Linked DNA regions of Homo sapiens: regions 1, 2, 3 and 4 are each linked to region 5. A link is a loop called in an ENCODE intact Hi-C map of the cell type or tissue named here. Cell type or tissue: Calu3. All regions are shown on one strand. Each heading gives the region's core, and the rest is flanking DNA. Links, peaks and the distances in the headings are about the cores only.

Region 1 (6,224 bases), core at 578-5,577, 95 kb before region 5:
TAGCAAAGACATGGAAGCATGAAATAGCATACTGGATTAAAGGAAGTACAAACAGGAATTTTGAAAAATTATGTTCTACCAGGACGCCACGGCCTTTCTGTGGCTTTTGTTTCTTAAAACCTTCGCATTTCATCCTCCATACGCTCACAATGGAGGGCAAACAGATTCCATCATCTACAGGCTTTATCTCTGTTAATCTCAGCCATCCAGAACATGGAAAGGGACCTGAAACAAAACCCTACTACCACAAAATCTATGTGGTAAGAAATATAAGCTGACATCAAGAAGGAGACAAAAATTGTACAATATCCTAGGTATGTTTGGTGTAGGGGCATTCAGCTCAAAACCCCTGTGAGAATATATTATGGAATAATATATGATCTGATGGTGAGAACAGTAACTCAGAGTTGCCGAGATAAACTTATCTCTTATGTACCTTGCTTATAAAGCAGGGAGCTGTGTAATAAATATACTTAGAAAAATCTTTACTCAATATTGTTAAAAATAAAAATGTTTTACATTAAATAAGAAGTCTGCCATTACCTGTGAAATTCATGTTTGTGAACCACCTCATTTCCCGACCATAACAGACAGAAGAGATGTTATAGTACAAATAATAAAATTTAGTGATTCATAAACAGTCTTTGGGTAGAAAATATTTAAGGTCACAGATTGTGAGAAAATTAAAAAGTTATAGCTTCTGATTTTAGTATATTCATTAAATCTTCATTTCTACAAGATTTCTATTTCAAAAGCTTATTCATCTGACATCTTCATACATAGAAAGTCTCAATAAATTAATTAAAAGATAAATGAATTTGTTAAATGACTTTATATGCTGAAGGAATGATATACAGTATTGCATTGTACAATAAACTGTTATGAATCAATGTGACCCCCAAATTGGGCAGAAAATAAAGGTATTCCATGAAGTATTCTACTTTCTTACATTGCCAAGAGAGGTATACACTATAGACCAAATCTCTAATCTAGACTGAGATCAAAACCACAAGATGATATAAAAATTTTTTAAATATCAAAAACATGGGCCAGATTAGTCTATTTTGGGTAGCTATAATGAACCAGATATTTTACCACATCAAATACTCTATACGCAAGGACCTGACATTAAAATAGCCAAATTCATATAATTAACCTCTTTTTAAAATTTAAATGTTAAAGTTTTTTCATTAAGCATAATCTATACTATCTATCTCCATGGACCTATAGATTTAATCTAATCATGTAAACACAACTTTAAAAAGTTATTGATCTACATTCTCTTTCCATTTATAGTCTACACACTCTAAATTAAATTCTACACAAGTTTTCATTCTTTTCTTCTTAAGGGAGTCTTCAGGCTTATTAAACATCTGTGTTAGTACACCAATAACCTAAGATATGCTATTTAGTTTCTTTATTGCACATTAAATAAATGAATTTGGAAGTATTAACATTTATAGAGAAATACTCCAGTTTCTATGGATTTACATGATTCTGTACATTATCCTTGATACGTGGTATGGTTACGGCTAGGAAAAATAGTGTTGGAGTACTGATTTATAATTTCATAAAAACAAATTAATCATTTGTAATAATTAAAGCATATGAGCTTTTCAAAAATTATTTTTCCCATAGTATACAACAGCCCAACTTTTTTTCCTTGTTATTGGCCAATAAAACCTTTGTTAAAAATTACACTTCAATAAACCATTATTTAAATGTTAAAAATGCAAAATTTTTAAAGTTTTCAAGCCCTAATTAAAAAAATTAAAAGCATAAAGTTTTTGATATTTTAACAACTTTATATACTCTAGAAATAAAGCTGCCAAAGATCAGTTCATTGTTAATTAGAGATTCTTCCATTATTATGAAGAAAATACCCACGATCTTCATATTTATCAAAGTAACATTTTAGTTAGGTGTCAATATCTCATTTTTAATAGAATGAAATTCTGAATTTCTTAATCCCACCATCCCCCCCCGAGTTGAGATGCATTTGCCATTTTCAAGGTTTTAGAAACACTTGTTGAAAAGACCATTGAAGAGTTTACAGTAGCAGTGTGAAATTTTAGGTATCCCAAGGAAGTACAGAATGAAAAATGTTTGAGAAGCAAGGATAGTGTTACGACTTTCAAAATTAATTCATATGAAACTCCTAATGTGAACCTGATTTTTTGCGCTGGGTAAAGAAGACTCATTAGAAGATCGAGTTCCAAGGGAACTGCAAATGCCAACCGCTTTAAAATGTACCTTTCCCATATGACACCATTTACCCTTGGAAGAAAACAAGTTACTCAGATTAGTCTAATTCCAATAAACACTGAGGCCATGAAGGAAAAAATATCCAAAAGGGTTGATTATTCCACCCCAGATTTGCAGCCATTTCAGGGACACCCCTTAAGTGCTCTTCCTCTGCAGATGTAGGGTAGACCCCCCATGTCTGACAACTCTTTAGAAATAAAATTGCGAAGAAGTTATCACTTTCCAAAGGGCGGGGGAAGGACAAGTGAGAGACGTTAAGAGAACCGACGCGCTTTGTCCTCTGAAATACCTCATATTTACTTTTGACAAAAGAAGTAAATAGAAGCAAAACTGAGATTCAGAAGAAACTCTTTCTACTGCTTGCACAGGTTAAGTTTCTCAAAGACCCCGGAGAAAAGAAGCGGGCTGGAGGCTCACCTTCCATGTCGCTGCCGGGCCGGGCTGGAGCTGCCGCTGTGGCTACTCGGCCTCTCCACGTGCTCCTGCCGTCGCCTGGACTCAGCGCGCAGCTGGCGGGAGATTCCCGGCGCGGGGAGTCCCCGGGATCCGGCAGCCGCGTCGGCGCAGACTGAAAAGGGCAGGAGCCGGCGACCTGCCGGTGCGCGGGGTTACAGCGGCGCTGGCTGGCGGCGGCTTTAAAGGACGCTGGCCGCGGAGTGCCGCGGGTTCCGCGCCTCCAGCCCCCTTTCGAATGTCAAACCCAAGGAACCCCGACAGGATGGAAATGTCGCATCACTAAATTGTCTCAAAATGTCTATTTTAGAAGGATAATGGATGAGAAAAGTGACATCACACGGAGGGTCGGGGGTCAGCCTTGCTTTCTTGGCAAGCTGAAGTTCAAAGACGTTTATCTTAAATTGAGGAAGATCTGGAACTTTTTGTCTAGATTCAGTGATAACAGCCGTGGAAAGTATCAATGAGAACCCCCTTCTTTCAAAGTATTTTTTTTTCCTTCCTCACTTTTTCATTTCACATGGTAAAAGTTTTTGGTCCAAGTTTTCAGACAGTTGGAAAGGATTTTGGCACTTCTATCAATTCAACTTTTTAATTTTTGGAAGCATTTATCTCACTTTTGTTTTCCCTCTGGGAACTGCTTGATTTATTTGCCACCACTCACGCAATACTACCCACTCTATATAAATAGAGGGAGTGTTTTATAGAGTGTGTTTATTTTCTCCCAGCCTGCCTTCTTCTAAATACACACCTTACAAAAATACATATATGATGTACCAGAAAATTAAGCAAAGAAAGTAGAGCTAAGGGTGGAAGGTGGGGGCAGTAAGATTGTAAAATTAACTTAAAGATGTTAGTATACAGATATGTATCAGTCAACATCTTCTCCCAACACCCTCCCTACTGTCCAGAGGTAAAGCACACATTTGACTGCAGAGAGAGGAAAGGGGAAGTGACCACAAAACTGTTTTTCAAAGCAGAACTTTTCTTCACATTGAGGTCTAAGGGACATTGTTCAGGTGAGCCCTTCTAAAGATATCCAGCGTGTGGGACAATATACGAATGAGTCTCAAAAGGCCACTGTCACCGCTATTAGAAAATTATATTAGTGCATACAAATATATTTGAGACTTAAGGCTGAGGGTTTGTGCATCAGCTGTCCATATCAGAAGAAACCCACACTTACAAGTTAAAGTATACATGCTGTAATTTTATGAATTGTAGCTTTAAACAATAGTATGTCGTTGGTATAGGCAGTCTATGTGATGTGTGTATATATATTCAAGTGGGTGAAAAACTACACTGGCTTTAAGCACCACAGTAGCATCTCTATAACTGTATGAGTTGGGAGTTCTGCAGGATGTCAATTTTGGAGAAATACTCTAAACACTAGGTCTAATTTTAGTACTGAAAGGGGAAATTTGTTGTTTGTTAGTTTCTAAAAGCAAAAATAGCACATCAAAAGTAGCAGAAGAGGAACTGTAAAATTTCACAGGGATGGTATGAGGATGAAAAGTTATTTGGTTATGAAAAAGTTGTAGGCCAGGCGCAGTGGCTCACGCCTGTAATCCCAGCACTTTGGGAGGCCAAGGCAGGTGGATCACGAGGTCAGGAGTTCGAGACCAGCCTGGCCAACATGGCAAAATACTGTCTCTACTAAAAATACAAAAATTAGCTGGGCGTGGTGGCGCATGCCTCTAATCCTAGCTACTCAGGAGGCTGAGGCAGGAGAATCGCTTGAACCCAGCAGGCAGAGGTTGCAGTGAGCCGAGATCTTGCCACTGAACTCCAGCCTGGGCAACAGAGTGAGACTTCGTCTCAAAAAAAAAAAAAAAAAGTTGTAAGGAAACTTTATGATTTTCCATTACAATGTTCTTCTGTATATTTGACAGTGGAACGTGTTAGTACTCTGTAAATAGTTCAATACTGAGTATTTCGGACTCCCGAGAGTGATACCTAAGGGGATTAAAAGTGAATTGGTAAAATAACTTATGTAGCTACTCCACCTTCAAGGAGATGCAGCATAAATCCCCACTCTTTAAGTGTGGGTGCACAAAGTGACTTCCTTCCGAAGAGTATAGTATGAAAGCAGGGGAATAAGTTGACAGTGGAGAAACCTGACAAACAGTACCTCAGCCAGCAGACCAAGGTTAACATCAAGTGATAAGGCATGTTGATAGTATGTCCCCTTGATATGATGTGATGAGAATGTCATTTTATCTCTGTAATCTTCCTCCTAAGAATCCATAATTCTAGTCTAATATGGAGAAAGACACCAAATTCCAGTAGAGAGGCATTCTACAAAATACCTCACCAATTAAAGCCAGGTCAAGACCTTCAAACACAAGAAAAGTCTGACACAGCCAAGGGGAATCTAAGGAGATACGATGACTATAGGTAATGTGGGATCCCGCATGAGATCCTGGAGCAAAAAAACAAACGAGGTAGGGAGGACATTGAGTAAAAAACTAAGGAAATCTGAATAAAGTTTGGACTTCAGTTAATAGTAATATATCAATATCCGTTCATTAATTGTAAGAAATGTACCATACCAATGTAAGATGTCAATAATAGGGAAAATCGGGAGGGAGTATGTAAAAACTCTCTGTACTGTTTTTGCAAATTTTCTGCAAATCTAAAACTCTTCTAAAATAAAAAGTTTATATAAAAAGAGTGGATGGGTACTTTTGACAACTATTACTCATTTGGTTAAGTCTCCTCTCATAGGATTTAGTTTATCACACAGGATTTACAACTATCAATTACTTACAGTAACCAAAAAGTCAATAAAACACACTGTGGATATATAATGTACTTTGACTAAAACTGGAATGAAGAACTTGTAGGGAATCAAAGATAATGCCTAAATCTGTCTTCATTATCATCACCTTAAGAAGAGAACAGTTGAGACCAGACCATGTATCCAGACATGGTAACTGAAAATGGGTGGATCTGACTCACTGAGTCACATTTCATGGCTTATGCTATATAGGTAAAATTAACAGTGACTAAAAATGAAATTACTGACAAAGTTTGCTCCTGGACCATATGAGAGAGTCCAAGTACTGACTCGGCTCAAAGGAAATAAAACCGAAAACTCTTGATCTCACCCAAAATAACCATTCTGCACCCTGTCTGAACCTTGGGCTCTCTCTACTAACCAGCCTACTCAAAACCACTACTGAGAGTGGTGTCCCGCTGCTAAGAAACAGACAACACACAGGGCCTTTCGGGCCACCAAACTAGTAGCCAAGAAGGAACCATCAAAGACGCGGGCATGATCCCCTTTGGAGCTCCCCGATCTTGACTAGTCATCCATCCCTACAGAAAAGGCCAATCGGGCTCCATCCCTACAGAAAAGGCCAATGGGCCTTACAATTGGGCCCATTTTTAAAGCAAGGTCACTTCATCAACCTAGATACGTTTGCACTGGGGGAGGTCTCTCACATCGCCTCATACTTGAAGTGAAAATGAAGATTCAACGTTCCTCTAGAGTGGGAAGGCCC
Region 2 (6,224 bases), core at 796-5,795, 340 kb before region 5:
ACCCCTGATTTGGCTGCTGCTTTTATCTGTGCCCTCAGCAGCTCCAACTATTTCTGGATTTACAAGCCTCATGCCTAGTAATCTTTGTTCAGGCTGTTCTGTCTTCCTGAGGTGTCCAGTCCAGCTTCCTCACCCCTTAAGCCTAAGCATCACCTCCTCCAGGAAGCCGCTCTGGGCAGCACATTTCACGAAGGCAGGAACTGGACCCAGAGCCTGGCACACAGAATATCCTCAATATATAGCTGTGGCACCAAGATCTGTCCTGCTCCTGTTGGGAGGGTGGTGGTGTCAGTTCTTCTGCCCCCAAAATGGAAGGCTGCAAGCCAGCACAGGACCTCTACCCACAGGAAGTCCCTCCTCAAAATCTTCCCTCTTTTCTCTTCAGCTTCCCCACCAATATCAGCACTGACATGGAATGTCAGTTTTCCCCTCTGTAAAATGGGCGTGCTAATAAGCTTCAAATGAGCTAACAGCTCTCTCCAGAGGTGGCTGATTTTGCCTCAGGCAAAATCAGTGTTATTTTTTTCCTTTTTTCTTATTGATTTATTTGTTTGTTTGTTTATTTTTGAGACAGGGTCTCACTCTGTCACCCAGGCTGGAATGCAGTGGCACAGTCTCAGCTCACTGCAGCCTCCACCTCCTGGGCTCAAGCAATCCTCCCACCTCAGCCTCCTGAGTAGCTGGGACTGTAGGCGCACACCACCACGCCTGGCTGCCTTTTGTATTTTTGGTAGAGATGGGGTTTCCCCATGTTGGCCAGGCTGGTCTCGAACTCCTGACCTCAAGAGATCTGCCCACCTCGGCCTCCCAAAGTGTTGGGATTACAGGCGTGAGCCCTGCACCTGGCCCAATGTTATTTTTTTAATTTTGTTCCTGCAGCTCTCTTCATCACCATATCTTTGTTCTGCTTCTCTTGTGAGTTTTCCATGGAGAAGTTGATATGTCTTGTTCCAGCCCCTCCCAAACCCACTCCCAGAGTCCATACAGGAAGGCAGAGGAACAGGGAGCTCAAGGTGGCAACTGTACCAGAGTTAGCAGCGTTGTGACCTTGGTCAGATCATGTAACCCCCTGCTTCCTCATCTGTAAAATGGGACTAGCACCACGGTTCACCTGGTCACCTGCAGTTCAGCACTGATGGGAGGAACAAAAGGACGGCAGGTTATGAAGTGCGCACTTGGGTGGCCAAGTGCTGGCGGATGGGGGTTGGGGAACTCCTCCCTGATGCTGCAGCGCAGGGCAGTGGGGACAGCACAGGACCAGGCTGCATCCTGGGCCCTCTTTCCTTAGGGCGGGCTCTGTTGTGACCTTCCCTGTGACCTGGGCATTTCCCAGTTTCTGCCCCTGGAAATCAGAGCCAGGGATCTGGGCTGGGGAATTTTAGGGGCTTGGTGCTGGACTATTCCCTGAAACGTCCCTTGAGCGCATGGGTGCAGGGGACATATGGGCCTGACAGTAGGCACGGATGACCCACACCATAGTGGTGATGCTAGTGCTCAGGAGGACAGCCCCAAAAGGTCACTGGGGCAGAATGTATGGTGTGTGCAGGACACTGTGGTCAGGGCAGGAGGTCACAATTTAACCAGAGATCTCTTGAGTCAGCCCCAGGAGTGGACCTGGGAAGGACTGCCTGGCATGAAGGGTGGAGATTCTTTCTTTCTTTCTTTCTTTCTTTTTTTTGAGACGGAGTCTTGCTCTGTCGCCCAGGCTGGAGTGCAGTGGCGCCATCCCAGCTCACTGCAACCTCTGCCTCCCGGCTCAAGCAATTCTCCAGCCTCAGCCTCCAGAGTAGCTAGAACTACAGGCGCACGCCACCACGCCCAGCTAATTTTTGTATTTTAGTAGAGATGGGGTTTCACCATTTGGCTAGGCAGGTCTCAAACTCCTGACCTCAAGCGATCCACCCACTTTGGCCTCCCAAAGTGCTGGGATTACAGGTGTGAGCCACCATGCCCAGCCGTTTTTTGTTTTTTTTAGAGACAAGAGTCTTGCTATGTTGCCCAGACTGGACTCAAATACCTGGCTTCAAGCAATCCTCCCACCTGAGCCTCCCAAGTAGCTGGGACTACAGGCCCACACCACTGTGCCCTGCCTGACTTTTTAATTGGGGTCCACAGGGAGGGAAGGGAATAGTCTAGAGAGGTAGGGTCTCATGGGCTCACTCCCCATTTTACAGATGAAGAAGCCACAGAGAGGGGAAGCAACCTGCCTTGTGTCACACAATAAGTGAGTGGCAGAGCTGGGACTGGAAACCAGGACTCTGTTGCCACTTTGGGGTCCTCTCATTCCCAGAGCCTCAGCACTCTGTGTGATAACATACTTATTAATGTAATAATGACAATGGTGAGTGCTATCTGTGCCAGGCACTGGCCTTCACAGGAATCATTTTATTCTTGACAAGACATCTGTGGGAGGGATTCCTAGTACCACCACTTAAAGACCAGGATGCTGAAGCACAGAGAGGTTGCCGTCAAGGCTGATGTGTCAAGGTCACATAGCTAGAAAGTGGCAGAGCTGGGATTTGAACCAAGTTTGACTTGACTCCAGGGCTCATGCTCTTACTATTATAAAGTGTGTCCCTTTCTCTGAAACCGCTGTGGTCTCCACACCGTAGGACCAGCAGACCCCGCAATGGAGAGGGAAAGGAGGGTGCCCTGGGAAGGACTTGTGCCCAGGGTTTGCCCTCTGGCAACTGGCCTCTGGCCAGGTCCCCAAGTCACAGGAGCCATGATGCCCTGGCCTGGATCTATCAAGTTCTGCTCATGGGTGGGTAGGTGGGTGGAGGCTGCTTCTAAACACAGAGAGGGAGCAGTCACATTAACCATGGAGTTTTTCCACCCTGTATATACCACTTTCCTCAGCTTCTTCAGAAGACTCCCTCCTAGCCCTTGCAGACTCAGTGAGGTGCTGCCTCCACCAGGAAGTCCTCCCTGATGTCCCCTGATGGCGCTCCAGCCTCTGGCCCTTGGCACCGCGTTGAACATTTGGGGATGGACAGACCAGCTTCAGGAGCCCCAGCTTCACCACTTGCTCACCAGCTACCTGCAGCCCCCGCCCCCGTCTGCCCTCCTGTCTGTAAAATGGGAATAAGAAGCCCTGCCTCACAAAATCTTTGCAAGGAGGAGCAGCGGCGTCCTAGGAGCAAGCACCTGGCGCCCGGTGAGCCCCCGCCACTCGCTCCTTCTCCTCCTTGTCCTTCTCCTGGCTTGCTCCCGGTTCTCTCCTCGCCACCCCCGCCCCGCGCCTGGCACGGCGCCCGGCGCGCCCCAGCCGCCCAATCCCGGCTCGCAGCCCTGACTTCCTGCCCGCCGGGCTCCCTCGGCACGTGCCCCGCGCCCCATGGGACCGCGCGCCCTCCCGGGGCGGCCTCCCCGCGGCCTCCCGCTTGGGGGAGCCGGGCTTGGGGGAGCGGGTCGCCCCGGCTCGGAGGTGGGGTCGGCGGGGGCCGGGCGGGCCGGCCGCGGCGGCGGGAAGGGGACGCTGCCCCTTTAAGGTGCCACCGCCGCGTGGCAGGGAAACAGCTTGTGCCAGCCCCATTCCGCCCGGCTCCGTTCGCTACAAGAAACACAATGCATAACAATCAGGCGCGCGCTTGGAGCCATGCCACGCGGCGGGGGCGGGGCGGGGCCGCGCGCCGGGCGGGGCGGGGGCTCCGGGGTCTCGGCCCCCGACCTGCGTCCTGGGCCCGCAGGGGAGTCCTGCCCCATGCTCCCGGGCGGGGCCGCCCTGTGCCCCAGCGAGGTGCCCCGGTGCCCCCCGCCTCGCCCGCGCTTGCCCCTCCCTCCCCGCCATCTCGCTCCCTACAAAGTTCATTCCCACTAACTCTTTTCCAGGCCACTTCCCCCTCACATCTGACAATCGGGGCCCCTCATTCTCCCAGTAATCACTCCACTGCACTAATTGCACATGCAAATATGCAAATGCGTATTAATTAATTACTATACTAATTAGTTCTGTGGTATTTGCGAGTAATAAATCATTGGATGGGAGCGAGGAAGCTGGAGACCTGGCCCATTTTCATTCTGCATAAAATTTTAATGGTCTCTCTGGCTGATCCGGGACGGCAGCGCGCGGAGAGGCTCTTAAAGGGCCAGTGGCGGCGGGAAGGGGCAGCGGTGGGGATCGCCGTTGACCCCGGCGGGGACTGGCACCCTAGAAGGAGTTGGAGATGCGGCCTCACATTCTGCAGGGGCCGTCTCCGGCGTGCGGTGGCTTCTGCCTCCCCCTCTGGGGCTCAGTGTCCTCCTTAGTGGCTTCTAAGGAGAGAACCTGGGCGGGGACCAGGAGCTGAACTAGGATTCTTTAAGAAAGGAAAGAGGTCTAGGAGATGTGAGAGGCCAATGCCAAGGCTTTGGGGCCCCAGGTAGCCTGGGAGACAGGAATGAAGACTCCATCTCCTGGATGGCTGAGTAAACTGAGGCACAGGACAGGCAAATCTTAGCTCCCACCCCTCTTCTCCCAAGGGGAAGGAAGCTAGAAGGATGTTCTGGTTGGCCCCAGCCTTTTCTTATATCTGGTGGGCGCCACAAGGTTGGGGGTGCCTCCAGCTTTCCCCTTCCACACGATCAAACCGCTGCCCCGCCCCCATGGGCACCAGCTGGCACCCTGGCAGAGTAGTCCTGGGCTTGAGTGGGCCCTGGGGACCCTGCTTTATTTCCAGGAGGTAGTCAGGACCCGGGCACAGGGAGGGGGCTGGCTGCTTTGCAGGGCCATTGACTGGGGGAGGCAGACAGAACCAGTTGTGCTCATGCCAGGGCGTAGGAGGATGCCAGAGGTGGGCACCTTAAGGAGGTGGGGACTGTGGGCCTGTCCTGAGCCGGTATTCCCCGTGCCAGGGTCTCTAGTCTGGTTCTGCTCAGCCTCCAACCTTCTGCCATCAACAAGCCCCTGGATAAGGCACAGCCTAAGGAGGGTCAGTGCTCTAGTGGGGGCCGATGATAATGACAGCAACTAACAAGACTATTAACTCGGCAAACATTTATTTAGCTGGAGAACTGTTCAGCAAGCTCTAGGTGCCTCACGACCCCCCAGTGACACAAGTTCTGTTACAGTCTCCGTTTTAAGGATGGAGAAACAGGGGCACACGAAGGTTAAGCAACCTGCTCAAGGTCACCCAGCTGTGAGTAGTGGAGTGGAGTTTGAACCCAGACAGTCCAGCTGTGTGTGGGTTCTTTCCAGCACACCACCTCTCCCCACCACCATTTCTGCAGCTCCTGCTCTGAACCACATCCTTTGCTAAGAACTTCATGGGCAGTATCCCATCCAAACCTTGCAACAACCCAGAAGGTAGGTTCTGGAATTATCTCCATGTGGAACACAAGGCTCAGAGAGGTTGACTAAGCTGCTCTGGAACACACAGGGAAGATGTAGCAAGGCCAGGCTCACACCTGGCTTGTGTGAGGGCAGAGTCCAACAGAGTCCTCCAGGCCCTCTGATCCCTCCCCATCTCTGCCCCTGCTGGGATCTCTGCCTCCTGGAAGAGCAAGAGGGCGTTGTGGTAGCCCCTGATGACTAGAGAAATGGAAGGGCTTTCAGTTAGATGGTAGAGAGAACTTGCTTCTTGAAAGGTGGGAGCTCCAGGGGCTGGGGTGGGATGGAGCCTTTTCTTCCTTTCCCAGACAGGCCAAGGAAGGGCCTTGGCTGTGTAGTGGGAGATGGGTGGGGATGGGGGTGGAGGGGTGGGGGAGAACAGAAGGGCCCAGAATGATAAAGCCTTGTGAGGACCACAGAACTCAGGAATCCTGGCTGGGTTTTAAAAATTTTGTCCCTGATAGGCCGGACGCGGTGGCTCCCACCTGTAATCCCAGCATTTTGGGAGGCCAAGGCGGGCAGATCACTTGAGGTCAGGAGTTCGAGACCAGCCTGGCCAACATGGTGAAACCCTGTGTCTACTAAAAATACAAAAATTAGCCGGGTGTGGTGGCGGGCATCTGTAATCTCAGCTACTTGGAAGGCTGAGTCAGGAGAATTGCTTGAACCTGGGAGGCGGAGGTTGCGGTGAGCCAAGATCACTGCCACTGCACTCCAGCTTGGGCGACAAGAGCAAGACTCCATCTCAAAAAAAAAGAAAAAAAAATTTGTCCCTGCATTCCTACCTGCCCCCCACCCATTGCCCCTGGAAATGTCTTGGGCACCCCCACCTCAAGAATTGCTATTTGGGTTTCCTATTTGGGTTTTCCAGGAGCTTCGGTCTCCAGCAGGGGGATGAGAAGATAATACTAAGCAA
Region 3 (6,224 bases), core at 580-5,579, 290 kb before region 5:
GATGTGGGACAGGGGTGAGAAACTGCCAGGATTTCCTCGCTGAGCCTGGCTGGTAGGTATAGTTGTTTTCTTTCTTTTTCTTTATTTTATTTTCATTTATTTACTTATTTTTATTTTTTATTTGTTTTGAGACGGAGTTTCGCTCTTGTTGCCCAGGCTGGAGTACAATGGCGCCATCTCGGCTCACTGCAACCTCCGCCTCCCCGGTTCAAGCGATTCTCTTGCCTCAGCTTCCCTAGTAGCTGGGATTACAGGCATGCGCCCCCATGCCTGGCTAATTTATTTGTATTTTTAGTAGAGACGGGACTTCTCCATGTTGGTCAGGCTGGTCTCGAACTCCCAACCTTAGGATCCACCCACCCCGGCCTCCCAAAGTGCTGGGATTACAGGTGTGAGCCACTGCGCCCGGCCAGTAGGTATAGTCTTCTAGATGTGAAACCTGAGTCTCAGAGCGGTGAAGTTCCCTTCCGAAGGGCAGCCCATGTTGGAGCTGGGTTCAGTCTAACTCTGGGGCCAATGCTTTTTCCAGATGGAGACACATTTGCAGAGGAGAAGGAAGAACTAGAGAGAGGCAGGGAGATGCAGGGGAGGGAAGGGTAAGGAGGCAGGGGCTGCCTGGGCTGGCTGGCACCAGGACCCTCTTCCTCTGCCCTGCCCAGGTGAAGTGTCCGGACGCACCCTCATCGACATTGGTTCAGGCCCCACCGTGTACCAGCTGCTCAGTGCCTGCAGCCACTTTGAGGACATCACCATGACAGATTTCCTGGAGGTCAACCGCCAGGAGCTGGGGCGCTGGCTGCAGGAGGAGCCGGGGGCCTTCAACTGGAGCATGTACAGCCAACATGCCTGCCTCATTGAGGGCAAGGGGTAAGGACTGGGGGGTGAGGGTTGGGGAGGAGGCTTCCCATAGAGTGGCTGGTTGGGGCAACAGAGGCCTGAGCGTAGAACAGCCTTGAGCCCTGCCTTGTGCCTCCTGCACAGGGAATGCTGGCAGGATAAGGAGCGCCAGCTGCGAGCCAGGGTGAAACGGGTCCTGCCCATCGACGTGCACCAGCCCCAGCCCCTGGGTGCTGGGAGCCCAGCTCCCCTGCCTGCTGACGCCCTGGTCTCTGCCTTCTGCTTGGAGGCTGTGAGCCCAGATCTTGCCAGCTTTCAGCGGGCCCTGGACCACATCACCACGCTGCTGAGGCCTGGGGGGCACCTCCTCCTCATCGGGGCCCTGGAGGAGTCGTGGTACCTGGCTGGGGAGGCCAGGCTGACGGTGGTGCCAGTGTCTGAGGAGGAGGTGAGGGAGGCCCTGGTGCGTAGTGGCTACAAGGTCCGGGACCTCCGCACCTATATCATGCCTGCCCACCTTCAGACAGGCGTAGATGATGTCAAGGGCGTCTTCTTCGCCTGGGCTCAGAAGGTTGGGCTGTGAGGGCTGTACCTGGTGCCCTGTGGCCCCCACCCACCTGGATTCCCTGTTCTTTGAAGTGGCACCTAATAAAGAAATAATACCCTGCCGCTGCGGTCAGTGCTGTGTGTGGCTCTCCTGGGAAGCAGCAAGGGCCCAGAGATCTGAGTGTCCGGGTAGGGGAGACATTCACCCTAGGCTTTTTTTCCAGAAGCTTCCTTGAGGCTAGCATTCTGTACCACTCATTCTTCCCAAACTAAGGAAGGCCAAGGTCAGGGGAGCTCACCGGGCACCTGCAGTGCACCAGGCACTTGTGATATGCCATTGTGTCCATCGCATCATTCATTCCTGCATTCAGCAGCAGGTCCTGCTAGTCTGTTTCCAGGTGAAGCTCAGAGAGGTGAAGTCACAAACAGTGCAGACTGCTTCAGACCAGAACGAGGGAGAGTGGGGATCATGAGGAGATGGAAGTAGAATCTGCAAGGTGGTGGGGAGGTGGGGGTGTTATGATTGAAGCACAATGGCCGAGGGAAGTGAAAGGGAAAGAACTGGCTCCAGCTCCCTCTCACAACTGGACTTGAGTTCTGCCCAGCTCTGCCTCTGGGGCCTGCCATTCCCCATGCCACGTGCCCAGGCAGAGACCTCACCTCTGTTTACTGCCTCCAGCCAGCTCTGGGACCTGCCCCTGCCGCCACAACTGTCTTCTCCTGCCCTCCAGCCCACCCTATTCACACAAATGAGCTGAACAAGGGCAGGTGAGGCTTGGAATTGATTTATTAAGCACATCCCTTGCCACCCTCCCACCTTAAAAGTTTTCAGTATCAAAAGAAGCTAGCGCAGGCCACCCGAGTCCCTGAGGTTGGAGTCCTAGCATAGCTCCCCTCCCTCAAAGAGGGACAAGGGGTCAGGGGCAGAGCAAAAATCCAGTCTGCTTCAACCACGGAGACTGCCTTTGGGATGGAAAGTTTCTGGAGCTCCCTCCATTCTATTCCTGTGGGGCAGGAACATGCCAGGGCTGCTGGTAAATGGCAGGGGTCACCTTTACCAGGGCGCAGGCATAGTGTGGCCCCTGCCTGCCCTGGGGCCACCCTGGAACAGTAAGACCCTCTGGGAAGGGAAGAAACCAGACCCAGCCATAAGCTTTCTCCCCTTCTCCCTCAAATCGCCCCTTCCTCCTCCCCAAAATCAGGCTATGGCAAAGGGGCTGGCAGCAGGGGAATGGAGGTTTTGGAGGGGAAGGCCAGCCATGCGAAGGCAAGGAGAAAAGGAGGATGGAGAGAGCCCCAGCCATCCCCATTTTCCTTCCTCTGCCTCCGAGGGGCTGCTTCTGGAGGGCACTGTTGTGTGGGGACCCTGTGAGGTTTGCAGGAGGCGGGCAAAGGGGCACCAGACAGGGAACATGCACACAGGCAGCCTGGCCATGGAGAGCTCCTGGCTGTCCGCCCAGGTGGCGCCTTGGGCAGAGCTGGCGCTCCACAAGTGATTATTGATGGTGACAGGATTCCCTCATCCTGCTCCAACCTCTCAACTGTGGACACATTCACCGGCAGTCACTCATCTCACATGCCCACCAGCACGCGCACACACGTTCCCCTAACCCACGCTAACACACCCACCCCCTGCACACACACACTTTGAAGCCACACCTCTTCCCCGACAACACCCGTCTCCACACTGCGCACCTAGGCCTGAGCTCACACACACCCAGGCCCATGCTCACGGCCCTGTCACCTATGCACTCAGCCTGGCCCACACTCCCGACACACGGTGGCAGGCTCTCAACCAGACAGCAGCACAGGATCCTTGCCCTGGGCTTGCTGGAGCCCTGGCCCTGAAAGGGAGTATGGTGAGGCCTCCTGGGAACCTGGCTAGGGCAATGGTCAGGGTGAAACTCCTTCCCAATCCCAGCAGCTTGGTCCCTCAAGATCCCATGGGGAGAATCGCCGTGAACCTTGGCTGGCCAAAGAACAAGCATCCAGCACCACCTAGTGGTGTCCTGGAGGAGGGTGGGGGGTGGTAACAGAAGGGGACCCCCTGTATCCCTAAGGCCTGTGGTCCCTGGTCTCCCAGGTAGACAGAGGGCTTCAGGACCCAGCCAGGCAGCTGGGGATGTGGGGAGGAGGCTGATGGGGAGGAAACAGGCAGCTGTCCTCCCGGTAGAGCTAAGAGCACACTCAGTTCCACCCCAGTTCAGCTCCAGGAGGTAGAGGGGCTGCCCACTCTCGAGTCCCAGATGCTGGGAGGCCTTCCCTAGAACAGACTCCAAGGCTGGTGAGGGCCAACAGGGGGTGGGCTGGCCACATGATTCTGGGCCCACATCCTTCATGTCCAAGTTCAAGAAGTTGAAAAGAGAAAATCATCTCAAGGGTTGAGGGGAGAAGGGAGGCCAGCAGGGCGGGGGCAGGATCCCCACTGGGGCAGACTCGCTCCAAGGTCTTCAGTCCAGCTTGAACTTGTCCTCTGATTCCTTCAGCAGGTACAGGCTGTCATCTTCCAGAAAGCTGTGGGCCAAAGGAGTAGCCCATTGAGGCACACAGCTCTGACAGCTCGCATGGAGACAAGGGTGGGGTGCATGCAGGCAAGGTGGGAGGGGGCGGATGGGCACACAGAGCCCCCAATCTCCCCTAAGGAGTGGGCAAGGAAGGGTCCAAAGAAGGTGAGCACCAGGCAGGGGGCAGCACCCACCTGAAAAAGAGGACGTGGACAGGGATGGTGCTGATGTGCCAGATGGCATGGGCATCCAGGACCCAGAAGAGCGGTGGGAAGTCAAGCAGCTCGAGCAGGGACAGCCCCTGCAGCAGCAAGACCACCACCACGCACTTGCGCACGTGAGGCAGCCGCCGCTGGTTCCACAGGCACCAGGCCAGCCACCACACCACGTTGACCAGGCCTGGGTGCCAGTGGGGGCAGGAGAGACTCATTCCTTCGGCTCCTTCTCCCCAAGGCCACCCCCAACTCCATGCTCTCTGACCCCAGGATCATCCTCGGACTCTCCTCCCAGCCTCCTCTCTCTCCCACCTCAAATTCTTCTCCATTCCTCTACCCCAAGAGTCTCTCTAGAACCTCCTTCTCCAGGAATGGCACCAACCTCCCACTCGCACCCCAAGCTAGCACTTCTGCAGATGGCCCAAGCCCCCCAGGGCCTCACCAATAGCCACGTTGGCCACCAGGTTGTAGCCATAGTCGAAGCGGATGAGGCTCAGGTAGGAGACGTGCACGGTCAGCATGAGCAGCAGGAGAGCCCGGAAGGCACTGACCACAGCTGGGTGCTGCAGCCCCACGGTCCTGCCCCACCGTCCAGGGTTGCTCAGAGGGCAGGTGGCCCATCCCCAGAGCAGCATTCCCTGAAGCATCTCCTCCCCCCAACATTGGTGCATGGCCCCTGAAGTCACTACCCCTCTCCCCACCAAACAGGCCACAGCTGGGCAGCAAGTGCTACAGCTCCTTGTCAGGAGCCAGGGCCCCCAGTCCTACCCCAGAGTCCTCACCCAGGACAGCTGATGTGTTGGGGGTTGGGGGGCGTAGGTGTTGGGAGACTAGTGAAGAAGGCCCCCAGGGGAAGGCTGGGTGACCCCTTTCTGCCCCCAGGGTTCGATTTTGCCCCTGCAGCCACCCAGGCAGGCTCACCTGACGCAGCACAGGTAGATTGAGTGTAGGATGACAGTGGAGGCACAGAAGTAGTCCATTTTCTGAGGACAGGGAAGGGTGGTGAGGGACCAGCATGAGGCTTCACGGAGAGGACCCGCGGGGATGGGGGCATGGAGGAGTGGCAGAGAGGGGCCGGGGTCCTGGGCCTGCCTATCACTGTTTCACTCTGACTGAGTCTTGTGTTCACATCACCATACAAGTTTTTAAAAATGTGCCCAGGAACAAGGCTTTAGGGACGCTGGTGGAGGGTTCCTGCTGAGGCTCCAGGACATGACCACGCTGCACAGAATTCAGAGCACAGTGTGGAGTCTGACAGCCATGGGGTCACGTCCTGTGGCAACCCTTCACTGGCTGGGTGCCCCTAAGCATGTGGTCCCCCTGTCGAAGGCTCAGCTGCCTCATCAGGCAAGAAGAGCGAATACTCATCCCCACCTGATGAGGCTCACTGAGGATCAAGGGCACCAACAGGTTTAGGATGCCCACCCCATACTCCTCCCAGTGCTCCTCAGAGGGAGTTGGCATGACCCTCTAGAGCCCCTCTGCCCACTTCTGGGCTCCTCTGGGACCACCCTGTGCAGGAGGGGGAGCTGGAGGAATGCTCACCTCTGTGAGGTCAGTGTCCCTGGTGTGGAAAACTGTGGACCAGAACCATGCATTGAGGGACACCTAAGGAGGGAGGGGCTGGTGAGCATGCTGCCCCCCACCCTGACCTCAAGGCAGGGACCCCCATTTGCTCACATCCATTTCACCTTTGGGAAGGGGCTCTGCAGGACAAGAAATGTGCTTTTCCTGCCCCTGGAGCCCTCTGAACAAACCTATGTCCCTCTACCCCCACCCAGCCAGGGTCCCTGGGGTGGACTTCCTGCCACCCCAAACCCCCAAGGCCACGGGGGGCTGCAGCCTCCACAGGTTCCGGCCTGGCCTGGGAACCAGTTCCGGTATAGCCAAGCTCCCTAGTTACTCAATTGCTAAGACAACAGCCCCCAGGGGCCTTGCCTCCTCCTCCAACCGGCAGGTGTTGACAGCACCACCCCACCCGGGCCCAGGGGAGCCAGTGACCTCAGCCTCTGGGGGCGGGAATGAGGTGGGTGGGGTGGAGGGGCTCGAGCCAGCTTGGGGTGTGTTCCAAGCAGCAGGGGAGGGAGATCAAGCAGATCCCACTGGGGCACAGGCTCCCAGG
Region 4 (6,224 bases), core at 575-5,574, 61 kb before region 5:
CAACACATTGATATCTGGTATCAGAATCTAGAATCAAATAAAGAGCAATGAAGCTGTTTAGAAAATAAGGAAACAGGAAGCAAAAATAAAAAAAAATTTTAAAGTAGCTTTTTTTTTTTTTTTTTTTTTTTTTGAGATGGAGTCTCGCTTTGTCACCAGGCTGGATGGAGTGCAGTGATGCGATCTCGGCTCACTGCAACCTCCTGCCTCAGCCTCCCGAGTAGCTGGGATTACAGGCAGTAGCCACCACACCCAGCTATTTTTTTTTGTATTTTTAGTAGAGACGGATTTTCACCATGTTAGCCAGGATGGTCTCAATCTCCTGACCTCCTGATCCGCCCACCTCGGCTTCCCAAACTGCTGGGATTACAGGCGTGAGCCACCGCGGCCAGCCAAAAGTAGCTTTGTAACACCAATCATTCAGGTTTTGCATGCAGTGCAGACAGCAGAGGAAGCACACTTCAGTCCAAATGAGCTTGAAGTCCTTTTTCTGCAGATGTAGTTCGCACAGCTTTGACTGAACAGCTCCAATTTAGATTCCTGGACCCTACCTCATTTCTGAGGTTTCCTGGAGTGTGGCTCACTTAGAAGGAAGTCAACCAAATTTCAAATGGAGAGGAAAGACTAAATTGAATCTGGAGATATGTGCATGTGCCTCCCTTTTCTTTCCTTATGGCCCAGCTTTGTTTGAGCCTACTATCAAATGTTTTTGTTTCGTTTTGTTTTCTTGTTTTGTTTTTGAGATACAGTCTCGCTCTGTCACCAGGCTGGAGTGCTGTGGTGCGATCTCAGATCACTGCAACCTCCAACTCCCTAGTTCAAGCGATTCTCCTGCCTCAGCCTCCCTAACAGCTGGGATTACAGGCGCGCACCACCACACCCAGTTAATTTTTGTATTTGTAGTAGAGACAGGGTTTCACCATGTTGGCCAGGCTGGCCTTGATCTCCTGACCTCAAGATCTGCCTGCCTCGGCCTCCCAAAGTGCTGGGATTACAGGCATGAGCCACCGCGCCCGGCCCCAATGGTTTCTAAAGCATCTCCCAAAGCATGTCTACCCTGAGTGACAGAAAGCAAGTGAGGAAGACATCTGCAACACACAATGGAAGGCGAAGGCCTCTGGCTTTCTGATTCTGGTCCTGGCTCCATCATTTTCTTTTTATTTTTTTTCTTTTTGAGACAAGGTCTCACTCTGTCACTCAGGCAGAGTACAGTGGCATGATCTCGGCTCACTGCAGCCTCTGCCCCCCTGGTTCAAGCTATTCTCCTGCCTTAGCCTCCTGCCTCCAAGAAGCTGGGACTACAGGCGTATGCCACCATGCCTGGCTAAGTCTTGTATTTTTAGTATTTTTAGTAGAGATGGGGTTTCATCATTTTGCCCAGGCTGGTCTTGAACTCCTGGCCTGAAGTAATCCACCTGCCTGAGCTTCCCAAAGTGCTGGGATTACAGACGTGAGCCACCATGCCTGGCCCTGGCTCTTATCATTTTCTAGTACAGTACATCTTTAGCAAAGACCATTTTCTCATCCCTTTTGTCAGTACAGCACAATACTGTACTGTTTCATTAGATGCCACTGTAACCTAGACGGCAGCTTAGGACTCTGTCCCTTGGAGATATGGGTGGTAGACTTGAGAAAAGATTTCAGAAAGCAGAGGGAGGAGGGGTTTACACTGCCACAACACACAAAAAAACTTCAAATAGAACAGTAAGCATTACCATTCTCTTGTTTTTTCACCTTTTATATTGTGAAGTACATCATGGATACAGAAAAGTGTATTTAATATAAAACCGTAGCTTAATGAATAATTACCAAATAAACTCCTGAGCTACCCGCCACCCAGGTGAAGAAATAAAATATTGTTAGCATTCTTGAAACCCACCCCTTTCAGATGCTCAACCCCTTTCAGATATGATTCTCCTAATCATATCACTTTTCCACCAAAAAGGATGATTTCATAATAGTTATTTCCTTACCTTTCTTGGAATTTTACCGCCAAAGTGTAGATCCCTAAACAATATAGTTACTGTTTTTGAATGTTGTGTGGAGATAATAATATTGAATATATTCTTTTGTACTTTCTTTCCAAAGATTAATCTCCTATGGTTTTAATTCATTTATATCAATTGCTGTATAGTATTCCATTGTATGAATATACCTTAGTTTGTTTATCCATATTCAACTGTTGGTGAATATTCAAGTTGTTTCCAGTTTTTGGCTGTTAATGACATTCTACTAAAGAACTTTCTTAAGAGTGTATCCCACTGATCGACATGTGCATATGTTTCTCTAGGGTCTGTACCTCAACGTTGAATTTCTGGAACACAGGGTAGGCAAATCTTTGATTTGTAATGCCAAACTGTTATTCAAAGTGGCTGTACTAGTTTACCTTCCTAGCAGTAGTGTATGAAAGTTCCCATTTGTCCAGGTGCTCACCAACACTTGATATTGTCAGACTTTTAGCTTTTACGGTGAGGGAATAATGTTATTTCATAGTGGTTTTAATTTGTATTTCCCTGATTAGTAATGGAGTCAAGCATCAGTTTATACATTTGTTAGCCATTTGGTTTTTCCTTTATGGAAAGTGCCGTTCAAATATTTTGTCTGTTTTTCTAATGGGTCATCTTTTTGTTATTGATTTGTATTAGTTCCTTATACATTCTGGATACTAGCCCTTTGTAAGTTGCATGTATTTTAAATATCTTCTCCCACTCCGTGGGCTTTTTACCCTCTTTATCATATATCTTGTGAACAGAAGTTTTTAATGTTAATATAATTATCATTTTACCTTTCACATTTAGATCTATAACCCATCTGGAATTTAATTTTTATGTATACTGTGTGATAGGGATCCTTTTTTTTTTTTTTTTCTGAGACGGAGTCTCAACCTGTTGCCCAGGCTGGAGTGCAATGGCGTGATCTCAGCTCACTGCAACCTTCACCTCCCAGGTTCAAGCGATTCTCCTGCCTCAGCCTCCTGAATAGCCGGGATTACATGCGCCTGCCACCACACCCAGCTAATTTTTGTATTTTTAGTAGAGATGGGGTTTCACCACGTTGGCCAGGCTGGTCTCAAACTCCTGACCTCAGGTGATCTGCCCACCTCGGCCTCCCAAAGTGCTGGAATTACATGCATGAGCCACCACACCTGGCTCATTTTTTTTTTTTTTTCTTTTTAGAGACAGGGTTTCACTCTGTCACCCAGAATGGAGTGCAGTAGCAGTCATAGCTCACTGTAACCTCAAACTTCTGGCTCAAATTAACCTCCTACTTCAGCCTCCCAAAATGCTGGAATTACAGGTGTGAGCCACCATGCCCAGCCAAATTTCATTTTTTATCTACATGCTTATCCAGTTGTCTTGGCACCGTTTATTGAAAAGTCTAGCCTTTCTTAACTAATCTTCAGTGACACTTTTCTCATATATCAAATGTCCATTTTTACATGGGGATCCATTTCTGAGATCTCTATTTCATTGTTTTTCTGTCTATCCCTGTTCAGTGCCACACTGAAATAATATAGCTTTCAAAATCAGTCTTGGATCTGGTAGAACAAGTCTTTCCACCTTGTTCTTCTTCAAGAGCCTCATAGCTGTTTTTGCCCTTTGCATTTTAGAATCAGCTTTTTAAATTACACACCTACATAAACACACACACACAAACACACACACTCACTCATTCACTCAACTGTTAGGATTTTTATTGGGATTGTACTGAATCCATAAATCAATCTGAGAAGAATTAACATTTTTACAATATTGTGTCTCCTAATCCTTCAATGTAGTATCTCTTCTTTTGTTTAAGTCTTTTCTAAGGTCTCTCAGTAAGATTTTTTTTTTTTTTGAACAGAGTCTCGATCTGTCACCAGGCTGGAGTGCAATGGCGCGATCTCGGCTCACCACAACCTCTGCCTCTCGGGTTCAAGCGATTCTCCTGCCTCAGCCTCCCAAGTAGCTGAGATTACAGGTGTGCGCCACCACGCCCAGCTAATTCTGTATTTTTAGTAGAGATGGGGTTTCTCCATGTTGGTCAGGCTGGACTTGAACTCCCAGCCTCAGGTGATCCGCCCACCTCAGCCTCCCAAAGTGTTGGGATTGCAGGTGTGAGCCACCACACCTGGCTTCAGTAAGATTTTATAACAATGTATTTCAGCTCTTTCGGACCTTCAGTTCAACATTTTCCTAAATATTTCATATTTTTGGTGCCATTATCATTGTATTTTTCAAATTTCATTTTGTACTTGTTAGTGGTATATATAGGATTACAACTGGTCCATATATTGATTTTACAAAATTGTTAAATTATTAATTTCATAATTTATCTGTAAATCTTCTGGATTTTCAATGTACACATTAGATCATCTGTAAGTAATGCAATATTTTATAATTCTTACATATTTTGTTGCTTTTTCTTGTTTAACTGCATTTGCTAGATCTTCTGTACAATGTCAAATAGACAGTGATAGTGAATATCCTTGTCTTATTACTGATTTCAGAGAGAAAGCTTACAACATTTTACCATAAATATGATATTTACTATAAATATTTTGTATATACTCTTATCAGATTAAAGAAGTTTCCTCCTGTTCCTAGTTTTCTTTTCTTTTTTTTCTTTTTTTTTTTTTGAGACGGAGTCTGGCTCTGTCCCCCAGGCTGGAGTGCAATGGCGTGATCTTGGTTCATTGCAACCTACACCTCCCGGGTTCAAACGACTCTCCCACCTCAGCCTCCCAAGTAGCTGGGGTTACAGGAACCCACTACCAAGCCTGGCTAATTTTTGTATTTTTGTAGAGATGGGGTTTCACCATGTTGGCCAGGCTGGTCTTGAACCCCTGACGTCAAGTGATGCGCCCACCTCGGCCTCCCAAAGTGCTGGGATTACAGGTGTAAGCCACCACACCTGGCCCTGTTCCTAGTTTTCTTGGAATTTTAATCATGAATGGACATTGAATTTTATCAGATGCATTTTTGTCTTTATTGAAATGATCCCATCATTTTTCTTCTTAAATTGCTAGTGTGGTAAATTACATTAATTTTTCAATGTTAAGCCAGCCTTGAAATCCCAGATAAATCCAGTTTATATTATTATTTTTCTACGGTGATTTGGTTTGCTGATTTGTTTTTCTGTTTTTTCATCTAAGCTCACGAATGAGACTGGCCTGCATTTTCCTTTCTCTTATTGTTCTTGTTAAGTTTTGCTAGTGTTGTGGATGAATTGGAAAGTGTCTCTGAAAAAGTTTGTGTGAAATTAGAGTTACTTATTCTTAAATGCTTAATTGTATAACTGAAGAAACCATCTGGGCTTGGAATTTTCTTTGTGGGAATATTTTGTTTGTTTGTTTTTGAGAAAGAGTCTCACTCTGTCACCCAGGCTGGAGTGCAGTGTCGTGATCTCGGCTCACTGCAACCTCTGTCTCCCAGATTCAAGCAATTTTCATGCCTCAGCCTCCTAAGTAGCTGGGATTACAGGCATGCGCCATCATGCCCAGCTAATTTTTGTATTTTTAGTAGACACGGGCTTCACCATGTTGCCCAGATTGGTCTCGAATTCTTGACCTCAAGTGATCCACCCACCTCAGTCTCCCAAAGTGCTAGGATTACAGGTGTGAGCCACCGTGCTTGGCCAATATTTTGTTCTTGATAGAGTATCCTTTGTTCTTAGAGGATTATTCATGTTTTCTGGTTTTTCTTGTTGTTGTTGTTGTTGTTGTTTTTTGAGACAGAGTCTCGCTCTGTCGCTCAGGGTGGAGTGCAGTGGCACAATCTCTGCTCACTGCAAGCTCTGCTTCCCTGGTTCACACCATTCTCCTGCCTCAGCCTCCTGAGTAGCTGGGACTACAGGTGCCTGCCACCATGCCCGGCTAATTTTTTGTATTTTTAGTAGAGATGGGGTTTCACCGTGTCAGCCAGGATGGACTCGATCTCCTGACCTCGTGATCTGCCCACCTTGGCCTCCCGAAGTGCTGGGATTACAGGCGTGAGCCACCGCGCCAGGCCCATGTTTTCTATTTTTTTCTGGGACAACTTTGGGAAATTGTATTTTTTTAGGATAACACCCATTTCACCTAAAATTTCAAATTTATTGGCATAAAGTCGTTTCTAATATCCTCCTGTCTTTTAAATGCCTGTAACATCTTTAGAACTGTTCCCTTTTCACTCTTAAAACTGATGATATTTGCTCCCTCTCTCTTTTTATCACTCTTGTCAAGCTGGGCACGGTGGCTCACACCT
Region 5 (6,224 bases), core at 472-5,471:
ACAGGCGTGAGCTACCACGTCTGGCCTGTCAGTCTCCTTCTTTGGCCTTTCGATTCCCTTGGCCTTTGGGGGTAGGTTTGCAGATATCTGCTCACTGCAGAACAGCGACAGGGGCTGAAATTTAAATTTTTACTGAAAATTAAAATTTAAAATTTTACTGCAGGCCAGGCATGGTGGCTCACACCTGTAATCCCAGCACTTAGGGAGGCCAAGGCAGACAGATCACCTGAGGTCAGGAGTTCGAGACCCATCTGGCCAACCTGGTGAAACCCCATCTCTACTAAAAATACAAAAATTAGCTGGGCATGGTGGTATGTTCCTGTACATACAGCTACTTGTGGGGCTGAGTCAGGAGACTTGCTTGAACCTGGGAGGCAGAGGCTGCAGTGAGCCGAGATCGTGCCACTGCACTCCAGCCTGGGCGATAGAGGAAGACTCTGTCTCAAAAATAGACAGACAGACAGACAGACAGACAGACAGATAATAAAATACAATTTTACTGCAGACCACTTCTGAAGTTGGTGGCTCCCTAAATGCAAAGCATCCTGTGATGCTTTTTCTCCACTGTGCAGATGGAAACCATCCTGGACTAGAATTTCTTTCAGGGAGAGATGGAGCCCTTCTGTCTTTACTTTGAGCTGCTCAGGGGGTTCTGAGGTGAGGAGCTGAAAGTGGTCAGGCCCTGATGGGACTCTGTGGCCTTGACATATAAGGAGACCAAGGAGACAGATCCTCCTTACACCTGGGAGCCAAATGCCTTGACACTGCTCTGTGTCCTGTAAGCCAGCCTCTCCATCTTTCGGGTGCTGGCCAACAACACTTGGCTCTCCAGATATTTTATTCATCAGGGATCCCCAGCCCTGCCCGCCCATGGCTAGGGAAGGCAGGATGGGGCTTGAGGACAAGCCTAGGGGAGCTGGTGAAAATACAGAATAGTGGCCGGGCGCGGTGGCTCATGCCTATAATCCCAGCACTTTGGAAGGCCGAGGTGGGTGGATCACCTGAGGTCAGGAGTTCGAGACCAGCCTGGCCAACATGGTGAAACCCCATCTATACTGAAAATGCAACAATTATTCGGGTGTGGTGTCGCGCATCTGCAATCCCAGCTACTCGGGAGGCTGAGGCAGGAGAATCGCTTGAACCCGGGGGGCGGAGTTTGCAGTGAGCCAAGATTGGCACTCCAGCCTGAACAACAAGAGCGAAACTCAATCTCAAAAAAAAAAGAAAGAAAAAGAAAAAAAAATACAGAAAAGCTCCAACACATGCTCCCGTGCATCAGCAGGGGCTCAGGAAGAGGTGGGTTGCTGGGAGGATCACCTGACAGAAGAGAGTTCTCTGGGTTTGGGCTGGAGGCTGGCAGTGGCCTCCTTGCCCAGACAGGGCTGATGGGTAGGGGGATTGGCAGTGGAGGGGTGGGGGCAGTGAGGGCTGACACCTTGAAGCTGGATGCTGAGTTTGACACACTTAGAGCTGAACACTGATGTCTGTTCAGCCAGAGTCTGGGGAGGTCTTGGACTCCAAAGCTGATTTGGGAATTTGGGAAGAAACATTAAAGCTTTTTAGAGAATAAGGAAAGAGTATGGGAGCTTTACTCTGTTCAGAAAGGAGAATTTATGGAAGTATAGCTCACAATCTATGATCTGCACCCCCAAACATCCAACCTCCCATATGAGAGATAAAACACAGCATCCCTAGGAAGCATTATTCCTGCGCCTCCACCAGGCAGTCATGCCCCAGCCCAGCCTGTCTTCATCCCTAACCATTACCATTCCACCTCCTTTTGTTCAGGGCAGGTCTGGGAATATGTTCATGTGAGGGATCACTTCTTGCAAATGCTCCAGTTATCCTGCACCCTTCAAGTAGGCTCCAAATCCTACAACATTCTCCTTGCCCTCCCAACTCGCAGGGTGCCAGCTTCTTCCCATTCTGGCCAGAGTTTGTGACTTCCATGAACGCCCATAATCTACTTTTCTCTGTTTTCTCTGACCCCATGCTGAGGGGGAAATCAACAATAATAAAAAGGAGGCCAGGCACAGTGGATCACACCTGTAATCCCAGCAATTTGGGAGGCCAAGGTGGGTGTATCACTTGAGGCCAGGAGTTCGAGACCAGCCTGGCCAATGTGGTGAAACTTTGCCTCTACTAAAAACACAAAAAATAGCCCGGTGTGGTGGTGCGCACCTGTAGTCCCAGGTACTCGGGAGGCTGAGGCAGGAGAATCACTTGAACCTGGGAGGCGGAGGTTGCAGTGAACCGAGATTGTGCCACTGCACTCCAGCCAGCAATAGTGTGAGGCTCGGTCTCAAAAAACAACAACAAAAACAATAACAAAAGGGAAAATGAGTAAGGAAATAATGCCCTGTCCCAATGACTGTGTCTGTCTGCAGTGCACTCTATGGGTCAGAGAGACAGCAATGGTCCCACGGGGCAGGTGCCTGGGGCTTCCTCTCCTAAATCAATTCTCTCTCCTGATCCCTGTCTCCTAACAACCCTACATAGTCACAAGCTTGGTCTCTAAATCAGAGGTGATCATTGTCCATCACTACCTTAATTGACCACCAGAGGGAGGTAGAGAGCAAAGTTTACCGCCTGCCTGAGCAGCACTCACCGCATGACCAGGTCCTGCTTCCTTATTGTCTCTTTTAATTGACCTGAAGCGTCCTTACAAGGCAGTCTAACTTAAATATCCGCCAGTACAATTTAAATTCTGCCCCAGGCCGGGCGCAGTGGCTCACGCCTGTAACCCCAGCACTTTGGGAGACCGAGGCAGGAGGACTGCTTGAGCCTAGGAGTTCAAGATCAGCCTGAGCAACATAGGGAGACTCCCTTCTCTACAAAAAATTAAAAAGTGAGCCAGGCATGGCCGGGCGCAGTGGCTCAAGCCTGTAATCCTAGCACTTTGGGAGGCCGAGGCGGGCAGATCACGAGGTCAGGAGATCGAGACCATCCTGGCTAACATGGTGAAACCCCGTCTTTACTAAAAATACAAAAAATTAGCCAAGCGTGGTGGTGCGTGCCTGTAATCCCAGCTATTTTGGAGGCTGAGGTAGGAGAATCGCTTGAACCCGGGAGGCGGAGGTTGCAGTGAGCCAATATTGTGCCATTGCACTCCAGCCTGGGCGATAAGAGCAAGACTCCATCTCAAAAAAAAAAAAAAAAAAGCCAGGTGTGGTGACACATGCCTATAGTTCCAGGTACTGGGAGCAGGGAGCGGGCACTGAGATGAGAGAATCCCTTTAGCCCAGGAAGTCAAGGCTGCAGTGAGCCATGACTGCACCACTGCACTCCAGCCTGGGCAACAGAGTGAGAACCTGTCTCAAAAAAAAAAAAAAACAGAAAGAAAGAAAGAAAAGAAAAAGACGCAGCTGGGCACGGTAGCTCACGCTTGTAATCCCAGCACCTTCAGAGGCCGAGGTGGGTGGATCACCTGAGGTCAGGAGTTCGAGACCAGCCTGGCGAACAGGGTTGAAACCCCGTCTTTACTAAAAATACAAAAATTAGTTGGGAGCGGTGGCATGTGCTTGTAACCCAGCTACTCGGGAGGCTGAGGTAGGAGAATTGCTTGAACCCAGGAGGCGGAGGTTGCAGTGAGCCGAGATTACACCACTGCCCTCCAGCCTGGGAGACAGAGTGAGGCTCCATCTCAAAAAAAAAAAAAAGAAAAGAAAGAAAAAGAGGCAGGGCACCCTGGATGGGAGGAAGGAGCACCACCAAGACAAGCCTAAATGTGGATATTTTCATTCCAAAAGCACAAGAACTTCAACCTGGCTGACCCCACAAGCCCATATATCTCCTCCCTGCCTTGAACTCACCAAGCCCCCTGCTTGGAATACCAGTAGGCAGTCTGAGGGAATGGGACAATGTGGTGCAGGCAGGGTCGGGACGACACCAGGAGTGTGAGGACAGGCCCGGCAGAGTGCTCTGAGATCAGACTGAAGGCGGGAGAAATGAGAGAAGCAAGACTTCCCGGTCAGAGGAGAGAAAGCTGACTAGATGGGCTTTGCAGGTCCTTGGGGAGAGCAGAGCCACGTGTGGCTTTTAGATGCCACTGTTCTCCAGATCTTTGCAGAATCCACTAAACTAGGAACCTTGGCCTGCAGCCAGTGGGAGAAGGGTAGTCACTGGGAAGAAACTCCCAAAAGTCTGACCGAGGCAATGCTAGGCTGGTGAGAGGGTGGGAGTGGGACTATCTTCCCTGGAGCTGATTAAGGCATAAGGAGACTGCACAGCCTCAGGACTATATGCTGAAATGCAGGCATCACGTCAGTGTAGTGGCTGAGAGATACAAGGAGGAAGAGGTGGAAATCCAGGAAAACAGACAGAGATGAAAGGACTATAACACACACAGCAGGTTTCTATGTAAATATGTGCTTGTGATAGGGACCAGATGACTAACGACAACCTTTTTTTTCTTTTTCTTTTTTTTTTTTTTGAATCGGAGTCTTGCTCTGTCGCCCAGCCTGGCATGCAGTGGCACGATCTCGGCTCACTGCAACCTCCACCTCCCGGGTTCAAGTGATTCTCCTGCCTCAGCCTCCCAAGTAGCTGGGATTACAGGCACCTGCCACCACGCCCAGCTAATTTTTGCAGTTTTGGTAGAGATGGTGTTTCCCTCATGTTGGCCAGGCTGGTCTCGAACTCCTGACCTCAGGTGATCCACCCACTTCTGCCTCCCAAAGTGCTGGAATTACAGCCGTGAACCACCGCACCCAGCCTAACGACAACCTTCCCACACACTCAAGCCCCCACCTCTGCCTCTCCTAAGGAGAAGGGACATTTGATTGCTGGAATGGCTGGAGCTGTGGAAGGAGGATGAAGTATTGGGTGGCTGCAGTGAGCCATGATCAAGCCACTGCGCTCCAGCCTGGGTGACAGAGCGAGGCCCCGTCTCAAAAAGGTGTAGGGTGGATGGGAAAGTATGTAAAGAAAAAGAGAGTGAGCAGGGACCAGAGAGGCAGAGGCAAGGCTTGGCTTTGTTCTGTTTCAAGACATAGAGAAGAGATATTTGGGAGCATCTGTCATATTGAATGAGACTTTGGGGACACAAGTGGAGTAATGACTATTTTAGGGAGTTTTCCTAAGTGTGGAATGGTCTAGTCTCATTCACCATCAGCCCCTCAAGGAAACGTTCAGTAAAGATGGAATTGGCCGGGCGCAGTGGCTCATCCTGTAATCCCAGCACTTTGGGAGGCCGAGGCGGGCGGATCATGAGGTCAGGAGATCAAGACCCTCCTGGCCAACATGGCGAAACCCCGTCTCTAATAAAAATACAAAACTAGCCAGGCATGGTGGTGCATGCCTGTAATCCCAGCTACTCGGGAGGCTGAGGCAGAGAACTGTTTGAACCCGGGAGGTGGAAGTTGCAGTGAGCTGAGATTGCACCGCTGCACTCCAGCCTGGAGGACAGAGCGAGACTCCTTCTCAAAAAAAAAAAAGATGGAATTTACTCTTCACAGCATTCAGGGTTGCGTTTCTTTTTCCATGAGTGGTACTAAGAAGAGCCTCAAGGTGGGAGCAGGAAGGCTCTGCTGTGTCAGGTTATACCTGCACATATGCATGGCCACATGGCCCAACACTGTAAGGGCCTTGCTTGTAAGTCCCTTATTCTGTCCTCTAGCAATGTGACCATGTAGGCAACATTTGAAATTCCTTTAAAATTCCTTCTAGGCAGAGATTTAAGCTAAGAGGAGGACCTGAGTGACCTCTGGTGCAACATCTGAAAGCCCACGACAAGCCTCCTGGGCTTTTCCATGAATATCGCCGTGCCCCTGCCTACGGATATGCTGATGTGTGTATACAATATTCTGTGAGAAGCAGAGACGCTGAACACTAAACAACACAAACCCATTTGGTCTAACTCCATCTCTGCCTACTCAGACATCTGCTTCTAGCGGTATCAGAGTTATGTCTATGTAGCTAAAACAAATGGAGTAAGGCAGCAATACACACAGGCTGACAAGCCCAGGATGGAGGGCGGCACTGCAGATGCTCTGCTCTCTACTGGAATGTGTGGACATACAGGAATCCCTATCCCAGGACACCCGCAGACCCCCACCATGAATCCGAGATGCTCCCCAATGACGGTGATGATGACAGAACAGAGATGCCATCCCTGGTCACACACACACACACACACACACACACACTCCCACTGCCTCCCTCTGCACCCCTCCCAAAGGCACCTGCCTTCCTCTCCTCTCAATCCACAAGCCAACCTCCAGCTG

Evidence for each region. Hi-C counts contacts between places; a loop is a spot of excess contacts. Peaks named below come from ENCODE experiments on the same cell type or tissue, not always from the same donor. Only the 100,000 strongest peaks of a DNase experiment are listed, where the experiment ranks them.
Region 1: a loop joins it to region 5, with 2.3 times the contacts of the local background. A loop is called at or near these places in 9 of 110 quality-filtered maps.
Region 2: a loop joins it to region 5, with 2.5 times the contacts of the local background. A loop is called at or near these places in 8 of 110 quality-filtered maps.
Region 3: a loop joins it to region 5, with 2.7 times the contacts of the local background. A loop is called at or near these places in 3 of 110 quality-filtered maps.
Region 4: it touches region 5 in a loop (2.9-fold over the local background); 2 of 110 quality-filtered maps call a loop at or near these places.

What each region holds. Positions count from the first base shown.
Region 1 is chr17:39,861,438-39,867,661 of GRCh38, forward strand. IKZF3 (IKAROS family zinc finger 3) reads right to left here and starts at 2,875. Exons shown (of 8, transcript NM_012481.5): 1 at 2,683-2,875. The coding sequence starts at 2,689. RefSeq lists enhancers at 1-138, 2,497-2,616, 2,627-2,716, 3,444-3,513, 3,574-3,633 and 2 more and a silencer at 5,819-6,034. In Calu3, for the core only: no CTCF peak of the experiment used is centred there; DNase peaks (open chromatin) are centred at 2,804, 3,684, 4,764, 5,094 and 2 weaker places.
Region 2 is chr17:39,614,545-39,620,768 of GRCh38, forward strand. No RefSeq gene overlaps it. Among named protein-coding and RNA genes, the nearest start is that of PPP1R1B, 9.3 kb to the right of the region's middle. RefSeq lists enhancers at 624-683, 754-823, 3,688-4,191, 3,859-4,359, 4,360-4,860 and silencers at 3,307-3,406, 3,487-3,626. In Calu3, for the core only: no CTCF peak of the experiment used is centred there; DNase peaks (open chromatin) are centred at 3,277, 3,547, 4,087, 4,747 and 5 weaker places.
Region 3 is chr17:39,668,970-39,675,193 of GRCh38, forward strand. PNMT (phenylethanolamine N-methyltransferase) reads left to right here. Exons shown (of 3, transcript NM_002686.4): 2 at 660-867; 3 at 982-1,506. The coding sequence ends at 1,420. It overlaps PGAP3 (post-GPI attachment to proteins phospholipase 3), which reads right to left. Exons shown (of 8, transcript NM_033419.5): 4 at 5,648-5,710; 5 at 5,024-5,085; 6 at 4,545-4,681; 7 at 4,082-4,286; 8 at 2,153-3,897. The coding sequence ends at 3,834. Among named protein-coding and RNA genes, the nearest start is that of PNMT, 3.6 kb to the left of the region's middle. RefSeq lists enhancers at 5,725-6,224, 5,902-6,224. In Calu3, for the core only: no CTCF peak of the experiment used is centred there; DNase peaks (open chromatin) are centred at 1,392, 2,842, 3,372, 4,162 and 7 weaker places.
Region 4 is chr17:39,895,846-39,902,069 of GRCh38, forward strand. No RefSeq gene overlaps it. Among named protein-coding and RNA genes, the nearest start is that of GSDMB, 20 kb to the right of the region's middle. In Calu3, for the core only: no CTCF peak of the experiment used is centred there; DNase peaks (open chromatin) are centred at 1,196, 3,156, 3,576, 3,976 and 4 weaker places.
Region 5 is chr17:39,956,560-39,962,783 of GRCh38, forward strand. No RefSeq gene overlaps it. Among named protein-coding and RNA genes, the nearest start is that of GSDMA, 3.3 kb to the right of the region's middle. In Calu3, for the core only: no CTCF peak of the experiment used is centred there; DNase peaks (open chromatin) are centred at 1,393, 1,786, 2,582, 4,032 and 3 weaker places.